Linked DNA regions of Homo sapiens: all the other regions are linked to region 3. Evidence: chromatin contacts called from ENCODE Hi-C or POLR2A ChIA-PET data. All regions are on one chromosome and are shown on one strand. The core of a region is the stretch at or near the end of the contact, and the rest is flanking DNA. Distances in the headings are between cores, read along the strand shown. Region 1 holds the start of POLG (DNA polymerase gamma, catalytic subunit). Region 2 holds the start of MRPL46 (mitochondrial ribosomal protein L46). Region 3 overlaps IL16 (interleukin 16). Region 4 holds the start of AEN (apoptosis enhancing nuclease).

What was found. A loop is a pair of places that touch in the nucleus more often than their neighbours do. ChIA-PET counts read pairs that join two places held with the same protein, here RNA polymerase II (POLR2A). Pooled maps may share reads with other maps.
Region 1: a loop to region 3 is called in a pooled map, with 4 times the contacts of the local background. The contact joins the promoter of POLG here to the enhancer-like site in region 3. A Hi-C loop is called at or near these places in 1 of 168 maps with a recorded cell type or tissue (CD8-positive, alpha-beta T cell) and 4 of 50 pooled maps.
Region 2: a map with no recorded cell type shows a loop between it and region 3 (6-fold over the local background). The contact joins the promoter of MRPL46 here to the enhancer-like site in region 3. A Hi-C loop is called at or near these places in 2 of 37 single-sample maps with no recorded cell type and 3 of 50 pooled maps.
Region 4: a map of naive thymus-derived CD4-positive, alpha-beta T cell shows a loop between it and region 3 (10-fold over the local background). The contact joins the promoter of AEN here to the enhancer-like site in region 3. A Hi-C loop is called at or near these places in 5 of 168 maps with a recorded cell type or tissue (B cell, CD8-positive, alpha-beta T cell, OCI-LY7 and 1 more), 5 of 37 single-sample maps with no recorded cell type and 13 of 50 pooled maps. POLR2A ChIA-PET finds 5 or more read pairs at or near these places in 1 of 52 experiments (activated CD4-positive, alpha-beta T cell).

What each region holds. Positions count from the first base shown.
Region 1 is chr15:89,333,574-89,338,173 of GRCh38, forward strand. It overlaps POLG (DNA polymerase gamma, catalytic subunit), which reads right to left and starts at 1,251. Exons shown (of 23, transcript NM_002693.3): 1 at 1,100-1,251; 2 at 1-340. The coding sequence starts at 181. POLGARF (POLG alternative reading frame) reads right to left here and starts at 236. Exons shown (of 2, transcript NM_001430120.1): 1 at 1-236. The coding sequence starts at 236. It overlaps POLG-DT (POLG divergent transcript), which reads left to right and starts at 914. Exons shown (of 2, transcript NR_186332.1): 1 at 914-1,281; 2 at 1,614-2,588. TRR-TCG1-1 (tRNA-Arg (anticodon TCG) 1-1) reads left to right here and starts at 1,500; the gene lies at 1,500-1,572. RefSeq lists enhancers at 519-1,020, 1,890-1,989, 2,000-2,069, 2,410-2,459 and silencers at 710-1,309, 3,267-3,436.
Region 2 is chr15:88,464,426-88,469,212 of GRCh38, forward strand. MRPL46 (mitochondrial ribosomal protein L46) reads right to left here and starts at 2,963. Exons shown (of 4, transcript NM_022163.4): 1 at 2,725-2,963; 2 at 1,162-1,348; 3 at 278-451. The coding sequence starts at 2,952. MRPS11 (mitochondrial ribosomal protein S11) reads left to right here and starts at 3,283. Exons shown (of 6, transcript NM_022839.5): 1 at 3,283-3,357; 2 at 3,483-3,599. The coding sequence starts at 3,293. RefSeq lists enhancers at 1,298-2,497, 2,964-3,133.
Region 3 is chr15:81,298,265-81,302,777 of GRCh38, forward strand. IL16 (interleukin 16) reads left to right here. Exons shown (of 19, transcript NM_172217.5): 14 at 1,116-2,211; 15 at 3,080-3,248. Among named protein-coding and RNA genes, the nearest start is that of STARD5, 24 kb to the right of the region's middle. RefSeq lists enhancers at 204-253, 427-476, 3,542-3,631. Within about 2 kb of position 1,912, at least 7 of the 41 ENCODE cell types and tissues checked have a DNase peak (open chromatin) inside an H3K27ac peak, as active enhancers do; they include B cell, CD8-positive, alpha-beta T cell and OCI-LY7, where a contact is called at or near this core.
Region 4 is chr15:88,619,005-88,623,594 of GRCh38, forward strand. It overlaps AEN (apoptosis enhancing nuclease), which reads left to right and starts at 2,336. Exons shown (of 4, transcript NM_022767.4): 1 at 2,336-2,378. RefSeq lists enhancers at 1,544-2,217, 2,218-2,891, 2,221-2,380, 3,867-4,590 and a silencer at 2,401-2,590.

The DNA.
Region 1 (4,600 bases), core at 1-2,500, 8.0 Mb after region 3:
CTTGCGGCTGCTGAGGCTGCTGTTGCTGCTGCTGCTGCTGCTGCTGCTGCTGCTGCCGCCGCCGCTGCCCGTCGCTGGGGTCGGACGCGGGGACGGAGCTGGAGACCCAGCGCCCCGGAGCTGGAACCGGCCCTGGCCCGACGGTGGCGCCGGCCACCTTCCTCCAGAGCAGGCGGCTCATGGTTGGTGCAGGGACCCCCACGCTGGGAGTCAGAACACCTGGCTTTGGGCTCCAGCTTGGCTTCTTTTACTGGCTGGAAGACGTGGAGAGAGACACGTCCTGTCTCTGCTCTCCTGTCAGTGAAATGGGTTTGACCATGCCTGCCTTCCACCCCAAATCCTAAAGGAGACAGATGATATAAAGCGTTATTTTACCATATATGTAATAGGTGTATCCATAATCATCATTCCTTGAGCATTTACTGCGTCCCCAACACTGTGCCAGGCGCTTCAGTTGCATTTTCCGTTAAGCCTCAAAACTTGGGAAACGTCAATACCCCTCCTGGGGGAACCGGGGTCCACGCAACTTCGTCAGTGAACCCACGTGGGGAAGCCGAGGGCAGCGAGTAAGAGAGCAGTATCTGGAGTAGGGCGACGCGGTTTTGAACCCCGCTTCTGGCTCTCTCGAGCTGTGTGACCTTGGGCAAAGCTCCTTAGGCCCTGATATCCTATTCTGTAAAATGGGATTACGGATTCTGCCTGTCACACCGGGCTGCTGTCTGGGGGACACAGGGCGCCTATGTCGTGCGGCCCTGCTCTTGGCAAGCGCTCGGCAAATGGTGGCTGCCATTACCGCGACCGGCGCGGGCCTAGCGTCGAGAGGTGCCAGCGCCCGGATTCGAACCCGCAGGGTGGGCCGCCGTCCCCCGGGACCCACACCCACACCCGGACCACGGCCCACCCGGCCGAGAGCGTCCTGCAGGAGGAGTCGGCGGCCACCCCCGTGCGCCCCGCCGCCCGCCTGCGCCCGGCAGAGGCGCCGCGGTGCGCCCTGGGACTAGCCGCCGCCCTGCTCCGGGCCTCGCTCCCTGACTGGAGAGGGAGGGGCCGCGCCGTCGCTCAGCGACCCGGCCTCCCCGCCGCCGACCCCGCCGGAAACCTCGGTCCTCACGGTGCTTCCCGGTCTGCTGCTCCCCCGACCCCAGGCCCACGGCACGGCGTCCCCCTTCGCGCGGCCTACGCAGCCTCGGGGTAGCGTGTGGCCTCCACCCGGCCGGTCCGCTTCGCTGGCAGCCGCAACTTCCCGTCTGCACCCAGCTAGGTCCCGCGGCTACCCGAGAGGCAAGCGGGAGACTCCCAGCGCGACCAATAGGAGGGCCGCCAATGGAGCGGTCCGCCCGCGGGGGGAGAAGGGGGACTTCTGGGTGGGCTCTCCCTGCGGAACGCGCGAACCAAAGGCCAACCTCCCCTTCTCAAGGAGCAGGTGGATTGGTCCCGAGCTAGCTGGTGGGCGGAGGTGACGTTTTTATAAGTTGCTCAAGAGACGGTAACAACCGACGGGCCGCGTGGCCTAATGGATAAGGCGTCTGACTTCGGATCAGAAGATTGCAGGTTCGAGTCCTGCCGCGGTCGAAGGGAGGTTATGATTAACTTTTAGTTTATTCCTCCCTCAGGAACGAAGTATTGGGACAATGTGAACGTAGTCGCCGCCGATTCCCACCGCACTTCAAAGATGTGGGAACGCCAAGATCCGCGGAAGTAACCACGCCCAGCAAGTCCCTGCGAGATTGCCCGCCTACGTGTCTCAGCGGAGGCACATTTCTAAAATGTACCAGGTCTCTCGCACCCCGACGCAGGTGGAGGAAAGTGGAGAGGGAGGGGCATCCTGTACAGAAATCTCAATTTATACTCAATTGATGGTTGGCAAGAGTTGGGGCTCGCAGCCAAAGCGAGGCTCCCTCCCTCGCCCATCCGGTGCTGCCTCCTCGTCCAGAGCAATTCTGAGGGGTAAAAATGTTGCCTTCCGTTGAACCTGAATTTGCCCGCAGATGCTAGCCTCCGGCCCACAGCGCGGCTGGAGCTTGTCCCCTTCCCCAGCTGTTTCCAGTCTCCGCATCCGTCTTGTGTTGCTCCAGGTGCTTCAACAGCTCTCAGCGCTCGGTGGTTGGTGAACTGTGGTAAAGTGCACGCAGAATAAGGTCTACGTGATTAAGCACCGCCTGGGGGTTGGGGTCTGGAGGCCCAGCTGCACAGATGAAAGGGAGGCTCAGAGACGTTTGGGACCAACCGAGATCACACAGCTGATTAGGAATAAAATTCAGGTCAAGCTGAAAGTCGGCCGCCACCGTCCAGCGTGGATCCCAGGACACCGTGAACGGACTACAGAAGTTGACTTTCGCGTTTTTAAGGAGTGGGGTGCAGGGAAACAATCCTCCGCCGGCCCTGCGGGCTGATGCCGACCCTCACCTGCTCCCGCCACGTGGAGAGGTAGAGAGAAGCCCCGGGCCAAGCAGCATTGAGCCCTGGTCCCTTCTATTTAAATATGAAATATTTTGCATACACTTTTCTAGATGTACTTAATATACACAATGTTTTAATGTTTGTGATTTTTTTGTTTTGCCAAAAAAATACAATCAATCAGAAATTCATCTGTTTTTTTTTTTTTTTTCACATAACTGTTGACTTTTACAAAATACTGGAAGGAGAGGCTCTCAGCTTAAATCAGGGAGTCCCTGAATGGGGAAAACATTTTCATCTTGTTTCTTCTAACCGCCTACTGATACTTGGCATTTCCTCCAATTATGAGCATAGGCTGTCAGCCACAGTGGTATTAACAGTGCCTGTGACTTTGTCCCCTCCAGCAACCACAGATATTTTCATAACGCATTACAAGTGCTGCACATTTTTCAAAATTTGTTTGCACTTATCTGTACTTCAAAATAACAGGGGTTACTAGACTGCCACTAGATCCTGTTAGTTAATAAGTTTACCTATTTGTCCTAATATTTGAATACCTTTGGTGTCCTTTGTAATCCTTCATGTTTTATGTGCTTAAAAACACTATTCTTCCATATAACCAAAAACTGCCTGTACCCCTATTGAAATAAAAATTAATAAAACATATTTCACAGAAAAAAATTAAAAACAGAAACACTACTCTAGGCCAGGTTCAGTGGCTCACGCCTGTAATCCCAGCACTTTGGGAGGCTGAGGTGGATGGATTGCCTGAGCTCAGGAGTTGAAGACCAGTCTGGCCAACATGGCGAAACCCCATCTCTACCAAAAAAATACAAAACTTAGCCCGGCATGGTGGTGCACGCCTGTAATCCCAGCTACTTGGGAGGTTGAGGGAGGAGAACCTCTTGAACCCGGGGGGCAGAGTCTGCAGTGAGCCGAGATTGCACCATGGCACTCCAGTCTGGGCAGCAGAGTGAGACTCCATCTCCCCACTCCCCACCAAAACAACAACAACAACAAAAAAAAGAAAAAAAAGAAAGAAAGAAACACACTATTCTAAGAAGGTGTCTATGACACAAAAAAGCTAAGAACCCCTGGCCCAACTGTCCACAGGGGCTGCTGTTGCTGGGCCTGATTGGCCTCTCCTGAGATTCAGTCTCAGGAGATGTCCATCAAGATGCCTGCTCCTCCCATAGACTACTTGAGACTAGCCTAGTGCCCTGGTCCTGGAATTAGAATCTTCAACAAGGACAAAAACGGTTGATACTGATTCCTGCTGAGGGAGGGTACCTGGAGGCCTGCACCCTTCCTGCCAGGCTACACCCTGTTTCCAGGCCTTTCTGAACCCAGCTCCTCCACTTCCCCTGCCTCCTTTTCTAGGAACTCCCCCACGTCCTTCTAGAAAAGTCTGTCCTTGATAGTGGTTCCTGAGAAACAGTTACATTTTCCCACAATTCCCTGGACCTCTCCCCCCACAGAGCAAGAGGCAAAGTTCATTAGGACCCCTGTCCTCATCAAAACACTCCGTACTTTTTTTCTTCTTCTTCTTCTGAGACAGAGTCTTGCTCTGTGCCCAGGCTGGAGTGCAGAGGCGTGATCTCAGCTCACTGCAGCCTCCACCTCCCAGGTTCAAGCGATTCTCGTGCCTCAGCCTCCGGAGTAGCTGGGATTACAGGTGTGTGCCACCATGTGGATCTAATTTTTGTATTTTTAGTAGAGACTGGTTTCACCATGTTGGCCAGGCTGGTCTGGAACTCCTGGCCTCAAGTGATCCACCCGCCTTGGCCTCCCAGAGTTCTGGGATTACAGGCTTGAGTCACTGCGCTGGGCCAGAACACCCTGTACTTTCAAAGCATGTACCTCAGTTGTAACTAATGATGATTTTTTAAAAATCTCCCCCTTCCACTGCTGTAAATGCCCATAGGGACTGACCTTGTGTCTTATTTTGAGCTCAATTCCAGGACCTGCCTGGAGCTTGGTAATAACCGGCACTTGCTAGCTGCCAGGTGCTGTTCTAAGGGCTCACATATGTCACTTAAGTGAATCCTCACATCGACCCTTGGATAGAGGTACCGTTATCCCCTTTCACCCATGAGGAAACTAAGGCACAGAGAGGCGAAGCAGCTTGCCTAAAGCCCTATAGCTGGTCATTGGTAGAGCTGGGATTTGAATTCATGGAAACCAGGATCTCAGCAACTGCACT
Region 2 (4,787 bases), core at 1,713-4,212, 7.2 Mb after region 3:
AAGCAGGCTGAGAAAATGGTAGAAATATCAATTTTGAATGTACTAAATTTTAAAATCTCAGTGGAACAAAGGATTCTCACCTGGTCTAAAAATAAAAATAAAAAAAAAATAAAAAAAATCCTTACCTGGGTTTTTCTGGCTGAAATTTTTATAAACTTCAAAATTTCCATTAACCTTCCCACCCCCACCCTTAATCCAATTCCCCAGTCAGCCTAAAAATCCTCTGGCTGAGTCTGAAGTGAATTTTGTGGAATTTAGAGGAAGGCAGAAAACCCACCTGAGAGTGTGGCCAGGGTTCGTTCAGCTGTTCCTCGAAGGGTCTCCCCAGGCTGCCACTCTGCCTGGGGCAGTATCCAAACATCCTGGTCTCCAAACTTCTCTCTGACTAACAGGACAAGGTTCCTGTCTAGCTTCCTGTTCAGGGATGTTCGGTCATTCTTTTCATCAGCTTCTACAGCAAAGGGGGTCAGAGGAGGTAAGAAGACTGTGATCTGCCAGAACCAAGAAACCTGGAGTTTTACAATCTTCCTTTAAGATCCACAATCCTTGCCCTCAAAGAGCTTAGAACCAAATTACACCTCGACCCATCTCTCTAACTCTGACCTCTTCCAGGGAAGAGTCTCACAATCTTGAGGAAACTAAAAGGTAAGAAATCAAGAGGTAAGCTTCTTTGAACAGCAAACCATATTTTGAGTCTTCAAAAAAGAAACAATGATCATACTAATTCAAACACAACTACTTCATTGGTTTTGATACTATTACTGACTTAACTAGCCCCTACTTTCTCTGTTCTTCAGTCTTCATCTGTGAAACAAGGAAAACAGAACTCAATCTCCCGCTTTAAGAGGGATTTCACATAAAACACAGGAATTAGTGGAAAAAGGCTTCATTTGCCCCACTCTCAGTCTCAAACTTGGAGTTAAACACAGATAACATTCACAAAGTTTAACTGAGAGAAAAGGCTATTCCAATACCCTTACCTCTCACCCGAAAATAAGACAGACTTTTTAAGTCGTATTATGGTAGATGTGAGCAACAAAGAAAAGAATATGAAATTATTTGTTACTTAAAACACAAAGCAGGGGCCAAGCAACTGTCTTTTATTTGGGAATCCAAATACCCCTTTTCCCTTCCTTCTGGCTGGCCTAAAAGGATCACAACCTGTTATGCGAGCTCCAAGTTTGAACTGTAGAAATTTCTGCTCCCACATATCTTCCAAATCTTGCGCCAGCAATATATCCTGTTCATCTTCTTCATCATGAAGGTCAGCTTTCTTCTTTGCCAGTCGCTGGTTTTCATCCAGAGCACGAAGCTCGTGGTCTGAATACAGGCTTCTCTCTATCTCAATCTGGGAAAATTCAAAGGGCAAAAAACTACCTTAATCTGGCAAAATTAAAAGGAAAAAAAAAACAGGAAGAATAAAACAGAGACATGGCACACTTGGCAAGCTCAGAAGTTTATCACCCAACATAACCAGATACACAGTCAAAACACCATGCAGAAAGGAAATGGAGGGAAAAAAAGGTCCTCTGAACTTTGGGCTTGAGTTACATTTGCCAAAAATGTTACAATGTCACTGGGGGTCAAGAGTGCTACAAAAACAGAGAGCTGGGTTGGGCAATGCCTGCTGACTCACCACAATCCAGTCATGTCAGTCTTTGATCAGAATCTCACTCACCAAGGACTTTCCTGTTCAGGGACTTTCAAGAGGTTGTTCCTTCTTCCTAGAATGTTTTTCCTCACATTCTTTCTTCTGGGAGAGTCCTACTCATCTTTCTGATTTCAATTTAAATATGACTGTCTCAGAGAGACATTTCTCATAAAGAGAAAAACCTGTATTCAGAAAGTCTGAGGCATTCCTTGACACTCACCATAAAATCAAAATGTGATGTATTTGTTAAACACTCTTATAGTGCCTTGTGTTTTCCTTAACAACACTTATCAGGGTCTGCATTTAGTTGTATGATTATTTGGTTACTGACTGATCCCCTCACTCAACTAGACTGAAGTACTCTGAGAACCAGAGCTACTTCTGCCTTATTCATTACAGCATCTCTATCACTTAACATACTCTCTGATGCATAGTATGGGCACAATGAACATCTGTAGGTTGAGTAACAAATATTTGTCAAGCGAGCGAGTAAATGAATAAATCAAGCAAAAAGCACAGAAGAGAAGTTTATAGTTCTCAACAGACCAAGACAAAAACATCTCGGATTCTGAGGAAACATATCACCCTTCAAACACTTTCTGTAGCGACCTCACACCTTCACAGCCACTACACTGTTTTTGCCCATGCTTCCTCACTTGCCCCTCACACAGATAGCCCCATGAGATAAAACAGAGTAGGCTTATCATAGGCATCTGACAGATGTGCCCACCGCCTCTTGTATTTCCTTCTTAACATTCATCACATCACAAAGACTTTCTCCCTCCAGACTTGTAAGCTCCTAGTGACACGGACCGATTCTTGTTCACCACAGGATCCCTATTGTGTTGCATGAACAAGAAGTAGAGTATCTCCAAAGAGTTGTCTAAGGTGACAATAAACACGGCCAATGAAAAGAAACCACTTTTTGTTGAACATCTATGTACCAAACCAAGTCAGTAAGGTAGGTACCATTCTGCGGATAAGTACCGTATACTTAAGTTCAGAGAGGTGAAATTACTCGCTCAAAGTCACGCAGAATAAACGTCACTCTGAACCCTGCATCTCAGTCCCACCTGCTGCAGTAGAGACGCCATCTCTTCCTGCAATGGGGTCAACGGCTTGGAGACTACAGGTGGCCGCTGCAGGCACAACGCGCCCAACAAGCGCCATGGGGATCCGTTGCTTGAGGGTGCGGCTGCAAGAGCCAGGCTGCGAGAGCTTAGACTGCCGGCCCAGAGCCTCTCGAACCGCCGCCAACCCCCCGCCACCCCTAACAGCGTCCGCCTTACGGGCGCCGCCATCTTTCGTTCTCCCACAATGCACCGCGGCTCCCAGGGATCCCTCAGCCGCGGGAGCGGCAAACTAGGGGAAAGCTCAGTCCCGGAACTGCTAGAACGAACCATTCGCATATGGAGGGGGTGACCCACCATCTCAGAACATTAAAAAAGGGAAAGAATCCCCTGGTGAACTACAGTGAAAGTCTTATTGAGCATTTAAATGGAAATAAAAATATTCAGTGGACCTAATGAAGAGTAGATGACTTTCCCTTCTGTCCCCTCCCCGACAGGCACTCATGGTACCGGCGCCGGCGCAGCTGTGACTGTCGCTGCAGACGGAAACTGACTGGGGTCAATTCAAGTCATGCAGGCTGTGAGAAACGCGGGGTCGCGGTTCCTGCGGTCCTGGACTTGGCCCCAGACAGCCGGGTAACAAATGACTGCCCCCTCGAGCCCACCGCCACCTCCAGGACTATGCTCCTACTCGTGTCCCTTGAGCCACCCGGGCCCCAGTGACCGTTAGGCCGTGGCCCTCACCGAGCTTTTCTTCCCAGCAGGGTCGTGGCCAGAACGCCGGCCGGGACCATCTGCACAGGCGCTCGACAGCTCCAAGACGCTGCGGCCAAGCAGAAAGTTGAACAGAACGCGGCTCCCAGCCACACCAAGTTCAGGTGAGCCCCACTTGGACCAGCCCTCTGGAGACCCGCAACCCCTGACTCTTGCCCGACACCCTCCAGAGTCAGAACCAGTGAATTTTCAGCTATGTCACTTGCTATCCGTGGGACCTTATGCAAATAAATCTGAGCCTCAGCCTTCTCATCTAAAAATGCGGATAATGCTGAGAGAGGTTGTGAGAATCAGATGAGCCGTGGTACAGAGTAAATGTTCAGTGAACATTCGTTAAATCAATGAGTGAATGTGAGATATCCATAACATGTATCAGCGTTCTTTTCTTCTGAGATGGAGATCTTTTCAGACCAATAACCTTCCCTGCCTCCAAAACAAAATGGGGAGGTAGAGGGCGCTAGCGATGGAACAGATGTTCCTGCACGTCTTACGGATGGTCCAGGGTGGGTTTTGTGCTCAGCCCTAGGAACTGGCATCTTGCTTCCCACCAGTGCCACCACCTCTGTATGCTGTATACACATCCACTTAACTTCACATCCATTTAACAAACATTTACCAAGAATCTACTATGAGTGAGACACCATGCTAGGTGCCGTGAATACAGATACAAAAGATCATTCCTCCCCACAAGTAGTTCACAGTCTTTGAGGGAAGACAAACATGCAAACATTTTAACCATAATCTGCTCAATAATATAATGGAGGTAAGCATTGGTTGGAAGTATGAAATCATAAGTGTCTAACTCCTGGCCGGGTGCAGTAGCTCATGCCTTTAATCCCAGCACTTTAGGCGGCCAAGGTGGGCGAATTACTTGAGGTCAGGAGATCGAGACCAGCCTGGCCAACATGGCGAAACCCCGTCTCCACTAAAAGCACAAAAACTAGCCAGGCGTGATGTCTGGCACCTGTAATCCCAGCCACTCAGGAGGCTGAAGTAGAAGAATCGCATGAACCCAGGGAGCGGAGGTTGCAGTGAGCCAAGATCACGCCACTGTACTCCAGCCTGGGTGACAGATTGAGACTCTGTCTCAAAGAAAAAAAAAAAAAAAAAGAATAAGTGTCTCATTCCTGAGGAAATCAGGCAAGACCATGGAGAAAAGAACATGGAGCTCAGAAGTGAATGGGAGTTCATCTGGACAAGTTGAAGTGGGTCATTGGAGACAAAGGTAACCATCTGTGTAAAGGCATGTGGTATGAAAAAACATGGTGTGTTCAGGTGTGTATGTGATGGCA
Region 3 (4,513 bases), core at 662-3,161:
CTTCTTTTGAAACCTGGCATTGAGACAAGGGACAGGAGGGATCAGAGTTCCTTCAACTGGGTTGCGTTCCAGTAGCAAGCATCCCCCAAGGCACACAGGCCAGCCTCCCTCTGCCCCTGGGAAAGAGAGCCAGGACACCCTCTCCCTTACCCATGCAGATATGATGCTGGTTCAATGCTGGCTTCTGAGAAAGACTCCTATGTGCTCCAGGGCATGCCTGAGGTCCTGGCTGGCACAGAGCAGGTTGCACATTGCAATCCCCTGCTCATCACATTCCCAACACCCAGGCTGCATCCCAGGTATCTTCAGTCAGTACCTAGGGGTGGGCGTCAGTATTTTTCAGGGCCCTCCAGATTCCAGTATGTAGCCAAGGTGGAGAATCCTACTTCACAGATTCCTTTCTACCTGGAACCTTTTCATCAGCTTTTGAGGGAGGGAAAACACTCCTTTGCCGAGAGCAAGCTGATCAATGACCTGTGTATAGGCAGAGCAGCAAACACACGGCTTCAGGGCCAGGCAGGTACATACATGGGAAATGCTGGCTGGGTGAGAGGGAGCGTGAAGAGCTGTGGGAAGCCGAAGTGGCCCCATCAGAAGCTGTGCACAGGCACCTTGTTTTTAATGACACGGGTAGGTCAAAGCACAAACAGCTGCCAACTCATGACCTTTGTCTTAAAAGTTTAAACGGCAGGAGAACTGCTTTGGCTTTTACACATTTAACATGGTATCTTGGAGGCTCCTTAGTGCAGTAGAAAGGACATGAACTTCAAGAGTCAGGAGACACAGGGTCTTGCCTGAGCACTGCCATCAGATGGCCCCTTACCCTTCTTGAAATGTAATATGCCAGAGGTCGGCCCAGATATTCTCTGAGCACCCTTCCAGGCCTAAAACACTAGGATACTGTGAGATTAACTCCTACTTCTGGTCCTTCACTCCTGCCTGTTGGCAGCTCAGTCAGGTAATAGCACCTGGAGTTCACCCACCTGGGTGTCCCCCACTTCTGCTAATCTCCTCCTCTTGAATCCTTCTTGCTGTTCAGCTTGGAAACTAGAATTTAGGAAGAAAAGTCACTGTATGATGTAATGCACAGCTTTGGCCTTGTTTCTGCACTGTAGTGACCCAAACATCCCCGATAAAACACCCACTGCTTAAGAGGCAGGCTCGGATGGACTATAGCTTTGATACCACAGCCGAAGACCCTTGGGTTAGGATTTCTGACTGCATCAAAAACTTATTTAGCCCCATCATGAGTGAGAACCATGGCCACATGCCTCTACAGCCCAATGCCAGCCTGAATGAAGAAGAAGGGACACAGGGCCACCCAGATGGGACCCCACCAAAGCTGGACACCGCCAATGGCACTCCCAAAGTTTACAAGTCAGCAGACAGCAGCACTGTGAAGAAAGGTCCTCCTGTGGCTCCCAAGCCAGCCTGGTTTCGCCAAAGCTTGAAAGGTTTGAGGAATCGTGCTTCAGACCCAAGAGGGCTCCCTGATCCTGCCTTGTCCACCCAGCCAGCACCTGCTTCCAGGGAGCACCTAGGATCACACATCCGGGCCTCCTCCTCCTCCTCCTCCATCAGGCAGAGAATCAGCTCCTTTGAAACCTTTGGCTCCTCTCAACTGCCTGACAAAGGAGCCCAGAGACTGAGCCTCCAGCCCTCCTCTGGGGAGGCAGCAAAACCTCTTGGGAAGCATGAGGAAGGACGGTTTTCTGGACTCTTGGGGCGAGGGGCTGCACCCACTCTTGTGCCCCAGCAGCCTGAGCAAGTACTGTCCTCGGGGTCCCCTGCAGCCTCCGAGGCCAGAGACCCAGGTGTGTCTGAGTCCCCTCCCCCAGGGCGGCAGCCCAATCAGAAAACTCTCCCCCCTGGCCCGGACCCGCTCCTAAGGCTGCTGTCAACACAGGCTGAGGAATCTCAAGGCCCAGTGCTCAAGATGCCTAGCCAGCGAGCACGGAGCTTCCCCCTGACCAGGTCCCAGTCCTGTGAGACGAAGCTACTTGACGAAAAGACCAGCAAACTCTATTCTATCAGCAGCCAAGTGTCATCGGCTGTCATGAAATCCTTGCTGTGCCTTCCATCTTCTATCTCCTGTGCCCAGACTCCCTGCATCCCCAAGGAAGGGGCATCTCCAACATCATCATCCAACGAAGACTCAGCTGCAAATGGTTCTGCTGAAACATCTGCCTTGGACACAGGGTTCTCGCTCAAGTGAGTTTCTACACCCGGTGTTTCTCTTTACCTTTCTCATCTTTTTCTTTCTCATCTTTATTTTTAAAAATAATCCTATATATAATTTAAAAAATTCCCAGATATATTGATTAAAGAATTGTTCTGCCTCTTTCTTTCCATGTGTGTGCAGATGTCTGAGTGTGTGTGTGTCTGTCTGTAGGTATTACACCTCTGCCTTTCACATTAAGGAGGAGTTTTCACAACATCTGGCTTCAGGAGGGCTGGGAGGTAGGAGGTGGGACTGGCTCCCTGGTGAATTGCTCATGAGGGCTGACATACGCCTGTGGAGATTTGGAAGGTTGATGCACATCTGAAATGTCCTGCGGTTACTCAGAAAGACCAGAATGAGGCCAGGAAATTATCCATCAGGAATTCTTACTCTCCAAATGGAATCCACTTGTACTCTGCACGTGGGTTCAACTCCCTCGTCAGGGAGTTAGGATGTCTGGGTCCTAGTCTCAGCTTAGGCACTGATTCTGACTATGAGCAGGTTCTTTCCATGCTCACCCTCAGATTCCTTGTCAGTTGAAATTAGGAGATGGATGAGACCTTCTATGCAGAACCAAGAGGATGTCAGACGTGCCATAGGGTCCCTGCTGTAGGGCTGGGGCTTGGTCTTCCCTCTGATCAAAGTAGCTCTGCATTTATTAGTTTTATTTATTATTCTTACACTGCTGGGAAATATCTGTAGAGTGAAGGTATGCTAGTATCTACTCATAGATTTGTTGCATCAAATAATATGCACATAAGTGCTTGGCACCACACCTGGGACATAGTAATTATACAATCACTGTTACCTCTTTTTAATATTGTTGTTCATACTGTGTGTTGTTTCTCCTTATGAAAGCCTTTCAGAGCTGAGAGAATATACAGAGGGTCTCACGGAAGCCAAGGAAGACGATGATGGGGACCACAGTTCCCTTCAGTCTGGTCAGTCCGTTATCTCCCTGCTGAGCTCAGAAGAATTAAAAAAACTCATCGAGGAGGTGAAGGTTCTGGATGAAGCAACATTAAAGGTAGGTTTCCTTTGTAAGCATCTGCAGTAACCAATGGCTTATTATGGCTGTGTGGCCACCTTAGTTGGGCCAGAGGGGAAGTAGCTTGAGTAGCCTGCTCACATCAGACCCAGGTTGCGTCCTGTGATGGTGGGACACTGTAGCACTTGACCACAGTAAGACCTTCCATTTGAAGAGAGCCTTTTAGCTTGTGAACCACTTTCAGTAGATTGACTTCTTGCATCTTCTTTTGTCATTTTATAAATGAGAAAGGTAAGGCTCAATCAAGGTTACAGAACCTGGGTTTTCTGTCTCCAAGTTCAAGTTCAGTGCTGTTTCCACATTCCATGTGCTGCTGTCCTGGCATGTGTCTGTTGTGGGATGCTGTCCATTGTAAACAATGTGGGTTACAAGAGCTCTCACCTGGAGCTTTCATTATTTCCACTGTGCATGGAGAGGTGGCTGATCCCAGGGCTCACAAGTCCCCCACGCTTCAGTCAAGTCATTCTGAAAGTCTCACTTCCCATATGTTTTCTGAGCATGACCCAAAGGGGTGTGGGGAGGAAGTGGCCAGGCTGAGCTGGGGCCAGCAGTCAAATGAGCTCAGGCTCATGGGTCCTGCACCCTCTAGGTGCTGCCCCAGGCCTCCGTAGGCTTTTGGCACTAGAATGATCCAGGCTAGGATGAGAGGATAAGGAGGTTCTCGTTTTCCATACAAGGAGGCCTCATAGCTGCAATTTCCACATCAAGAGTGTAGGTGAGTCTGATGAGCCCAAGGTGCTGCTGTGCTGAGATTCTTTCGCTGTGGCTTTCACTTGTCACCTGGGACCATCATCCCCCAGGATCTTACTCAGTGCAAATGAAATAACAGAGGCAGAGCGTGTAAAACACAAAGAGCCATCCTGCCTGAGCTGCTCTGGGGAGAGTATTTGCTTTCTAACATGAGAAGAGCCTTCTACAAGGCAAGTAACCTGATACTTGGGTAAAAGTTGAGAGAGTTGGGCTAGTGTTGGGGCTTGGAGGTGAGGGTGCAGTGAGGTACATTCATCCTTCCATGCCTTTGGGTCTTAGGGGCTCCAAGTCTTAGGATCATAGGGACAGCTGCAAGTCAGGTGCTCTAGTGACGCTGAGCAAGTGAATTCTTTGACATAAGTTTACTCCTTAGTGCCAAGGTACAAACAGGTGCCCCAAGAACCTGTAGGTGTACTTTATTTGGTCTGCATGGTGATGAAAAAAATATTGAATTCTATACATGATAAAACCTGAATTGAAACCTGGACTTTAGG
Region 4 (4,590 bases), core at 1,086-3,585, 7.3 Mb after region 3:
CATGCTGGTCTCAAACTCCTGGCCTCAAGCAGTCCTCCAGCCTTGGTCTCAAGAAAATGTTTTTAATGACCTAACAACATGATTAGATCCTCCTTGGATCTTGGTGAAAGCAAAGAATGAGAAACCACCTGACTTGTAGAAGGATTTCTTGCCCCGTCCTCAACAATAATTAATACATTATTTAGAATTGCCCTATTGTTTCTCCTGGAGACTTTTATTTCCCAAGGTAATGCAGCAGAGCAAGATTTAGAACAGGTGCAGTGTGAATTGCCTTTGAAAAGTGGGAGACAGCTGGTTACACATGAGGAGAGGGAAGCTGAACCCCAAAGACCCCAGGCATATTCTGAGGCCCAGCACCATGGAAGCAGAGGATCTGGATATTGACTCTCTTAAAACTCTCCTTGGTTGGGTGTGGTGGCTCACGCCTGTAATCCCAGCACTTTGAGAGGCCAAGGTGGGTGGATCACGAGGTCGGGAGTTCGAGACCAGCCTGACCAACATGGTGAAACCCCATCTCTACTAAAAATACAAAAATTAGCTGGGCATGGTGGCACGTGCCTGTAATCCCAGCTGTTCCTGAGGCTGAGGCAGGAAAATTACTTGAACCCGGGAGGCACATGTTGCAGTGAGCCGAGATTGTGCCACTGCATTCCAGCCTGGGTGACAGAGTGAGACTCCATCTCAAAAACAAAAACAAACAAAACAAAAAAAACTCTCCTTGCCCCAGATTTACCTCCCACAGTCCCCATGCCTGAAGACCGCTGTCCTATAACCCCTTCCCCTCTGCTCTCTGATCAACGCTGCCTCCTAAGTAGCATTTGAATCTGTCATTTCAAATGCTACTTAGGTGGGGAGCTCTTTATCCTCCACACCACTCTGGACATCATGATCTTCCAAATTTCCACAAACACTCCCCCACTCCTTTCTCCAGTCCTCATCCATTCCTCTCTATGCTGCAGCCAGAACAAGTTTTTTCAAATGCAGATTCACTGGTAAACTATCTATGGCTTAAATCCCTCTGCCTCCCCAAAGCCTTCAGGGGCCTGGGTAAAAGGATTGATCTCTCTTGTGACCTCATCCCTTGTCCTGCTTCCCTCAAATTTGTACTCCCATCAGAAAGAGCTCCTAGCTTATTTCTCATCACAGGTACGTTTCCAAATCACTTCTGCTTGCAAAATGTGAACTAAGAGAAGTCAGACTGCTTAGGTAAGGATCTTTGGATTCTAGGTGTTTCTCCTTAATTTAAGTGTCAATTTCCTTAACTGTAAAACTGAAATAATAGTAAGGTCATTGTACAAATTAACTGAGTATTTTGCCTGGCACATCATTCGTGCTCACATAATACGTGTGAACTGTTTATTATTGTTCTTGTTATTACTCATGTTACACTGAATTTTCTTTCTTTCTTTCTTTCTTTTTTTTTGAGACGGAGTTTTGCTCTTGGTGCCCAGGCTGGATGGAGTGCAATGGCGCGATCTCGGCTCACTGCAACCTCCGCCTTCTGGGCTCAAGCGATTCTCCTGCCTCAGCCTCCCGAGTAGCTGGGATTACAGGCTCCCGTCAACGCCCGGCTAATTTTTGTATTTTTGGAGAGATGGGGTTTCATGTTGGTCAGGCTGGTCTCAAACTCCTGACTTCAGGTGATCACCTGCCTCGGCCTCCCAAAGTGCTGGGATTACAGTCGTGAGCCACCGCGCCCCGGCCTCATGTTGCACTGAATTTTCTGTTAACCTTGCTGTTTCCCTGCTGTTAGATAAACAACTCAGGATGCTTATGTGTTTATTGTGTGCATCCCACTGCCAAGCCCACGTAGGAACTTAATACTTAGGAGTCAAGTGTTGCAAAAGAATAAATGAAAAAGCAGCGCTGACGGAGGAAACCTGACTTTCAAAGTCTCTCTTTAGTGCCTACTGTGTATATTATTTCCTTGAATCCCAGAACACCCGAGGAGGTAAGGGCCGATGTTCCCAATCTGCAGATGTGGGTGTACTCAGTAAGTCATTCGGCCTTTGGTGGTACCAGGCTTACAGGAGCCCACATCCCGACCCAGGTAGAGGAGTGGATTGGAGCCGGGGAACACTGATGGGACCGGGCAGGGACGACAGGAGGTCAGTCTCCCTTCCCTTCTCTTTAAAATTTCCCGCCAGTATGGCCGGCTCGCAGCACGAGTTACGCCCTCTTCAGGAGTCCCTCCCCTTCTGCTCTCGCCCGCCTCCCCGCTGCCAGGCAGGCTCGACCAATCAGAAGAGGTCTTGGGCGGGCGCTGCCGTCCAGCGAGCCAATAGGCGGGCAGTCGGAGCCGGGCTTGCCCGGGCATGTGGGAGCTGCCGGCTTTCCGGACGCCACGTGCAGACCGGAAGAGACACGCGGGGCTTCAGGTGAGATCCAGGACCCTGCACCGGGGCGGCGGGGTCGGGCGGGCTGAGGCCGCGTGTCCCGGGTCGCAGGTCCCCGCGCGTTGTTTCCGCCCCGGCCTGCGGCGGGGACGCCTGAACTGGGCTGACCCTGCCCTACCGGCCCGCAGAAAAGCAGGCCGGGCGCCGCCTGTCTCCAGCCCTCGCTCTGCTCGGGGGTCCAGGGCCAGAGGGGGCGGCGCTGGTCGTTGGGACTCGGCCCAGCTGCCGCGGCCAGCAAGTGACCAACGCCCGAGTCCTTCCCGGTGAGATCAGGCCTCCCACGCGTCACGCCTGGGAGAACGCCAGCCGGCGGGGAGGTCGTGCCAGGATAGCAGACTTTAGTTGTTGTCGTTGTTCCGTGGACTTTTTAGCAGCACAGGGGACCTTATCGAGCCAGGTTTTTTCAGGTTTGGGCGATTATCAGAATTGTGGCTTGAGGGTAGGGGTCGTCCGCGCTCTTTTTAAAAATCTAGATTCTCAGGCCCCTTTCCCCAAAATAGCAATTAGGACGGTGTGGGAGTGGGCCTGAAAATCAGCCTTTCATCAGATGTCATATGGTAATTAACTACATTTGGGAAGCCCTTATCTAATTCACAGCCCTCGGTTGATGGTGAAGAGACGTGACTTGCCCCAGATCATCTAGCTACTTAGTGCCAGAGGAGGGTCTAGAACTGCCCTCTGCCCTCTTGATCAGCCAGCAGGTTGGTGGCTCTCATGCCACCGAGGATTCTGACTTCTTGGTTCCTTTGGGGCCTTTGCTCCATTGACTCTGCAGCTGGGACCCTTTCTTTAGGCCAGACCCCCTCCCTGCCTGAAGGCCGGGTGTCTGACCCCCAGAGCGCTGGGTCCAGGCTAGAGAAAGGCTTGTGTTTGTCCTTGTTGAAAGGGTTGTTTTATCTGAGCGGAACTTCTCTCCAGCTTCACTGAGCTACATTTGGGTCCCCAAAGAGGTGTGTCCTTGATGACTGTTGGTTTTGACGTGTCAGCATGTAGCAGGAGGAGCCGCGGACAAAACCCCACAGAGGTAGTGAAGGAATTGGCTTTTAATCAGCTGGAAGCATCGGCAGACTAGCATCTCAAAATCCGAGCTTGTTGAGTGCACAGTTTCTGTCCCTTTTAAGGACTCACAACACTAAAGATTTTACAAGAAAGGGCCATGATTGATTGAGCAATCTAGGGGGTATGTGACAGGGACTGCATGCACCGGTAGTCAGAGTGAAACAGAACAGAACAGAACAAGAGATTTCACAGTGTCCTTCTATACAATGTCTGAAATCTATGGATAACATCGGTTGCTAGGTCATGGGTTTAATTTTAACTATCAGGCTAAGGTCAGGCAGGCCCAGGCCTGGTTTTGGGTCTGGTTTTGGGTCTGGTGCGTGGCGCCGGGCTGCCTGCCTTTGGTTTTGCTTCCTTGTTTCTTCTTAAAACAGGTACTGAGTATAAAATAATACAGAACAATATGAGGGGGAGGTCTCTTTCTCTCTTCTCTTAAGCAAGGTCAGGGTGTTTGGAAAAGGACTACTTTCCTCTCTTGAAATAGGAGGCTACAGAGACCTTTTCTCAGATAACTTAATTTCTGGCTTCTTTAAAACCTTGCCAGTAGGATCAGGAAAGCCACCCACCCTACTCCTAGCCTCAGCCCCTCACAGAGAAAGGAGGGGACTATCCGCCAGCCCCCTTTCCCAAATTAGTTATTAGCAGGGTGGGCATTGGGCTTCTTAGGCTTTTTTCTCCCATTGCTGGGCTGAGGCAGATTAAGGTTCTGAATTTGTCAGTTCTAAGATGTGACTGTCAATATGAGGAAGTTGGTTACAGTTAAGACCTTTTTAAAAGAGAGACCTTTTCTCCTGGAAAGGATGGGATGAGCAAGCAGGGTGGATGAGTCAGGATGGGTCAGGTCTGGATGAGTCAAGTCAGGATGCGGTGCCCTGCCCTAGAGTGTGGGGATTCTTTATGCAAATGCTGGCATCATCAAACCTGGCATTTCACCTCACCTCCCATCCCCTTCCCATTTCTCTTAATCTCTGCTGCTACTGCTCAGGTTTTCATCTTCTCCAGACCTCTTTCTACACCCTTCTGAAGAGGACCTGCCACATGCTAGCTTCTAGGCTGGCTGTTGGGGAAGGTACAATCAAGGCTCTAACCTGCCTTCTTACAGCTCTGAGGTAGACTGTGTGTACCAATGGACTTT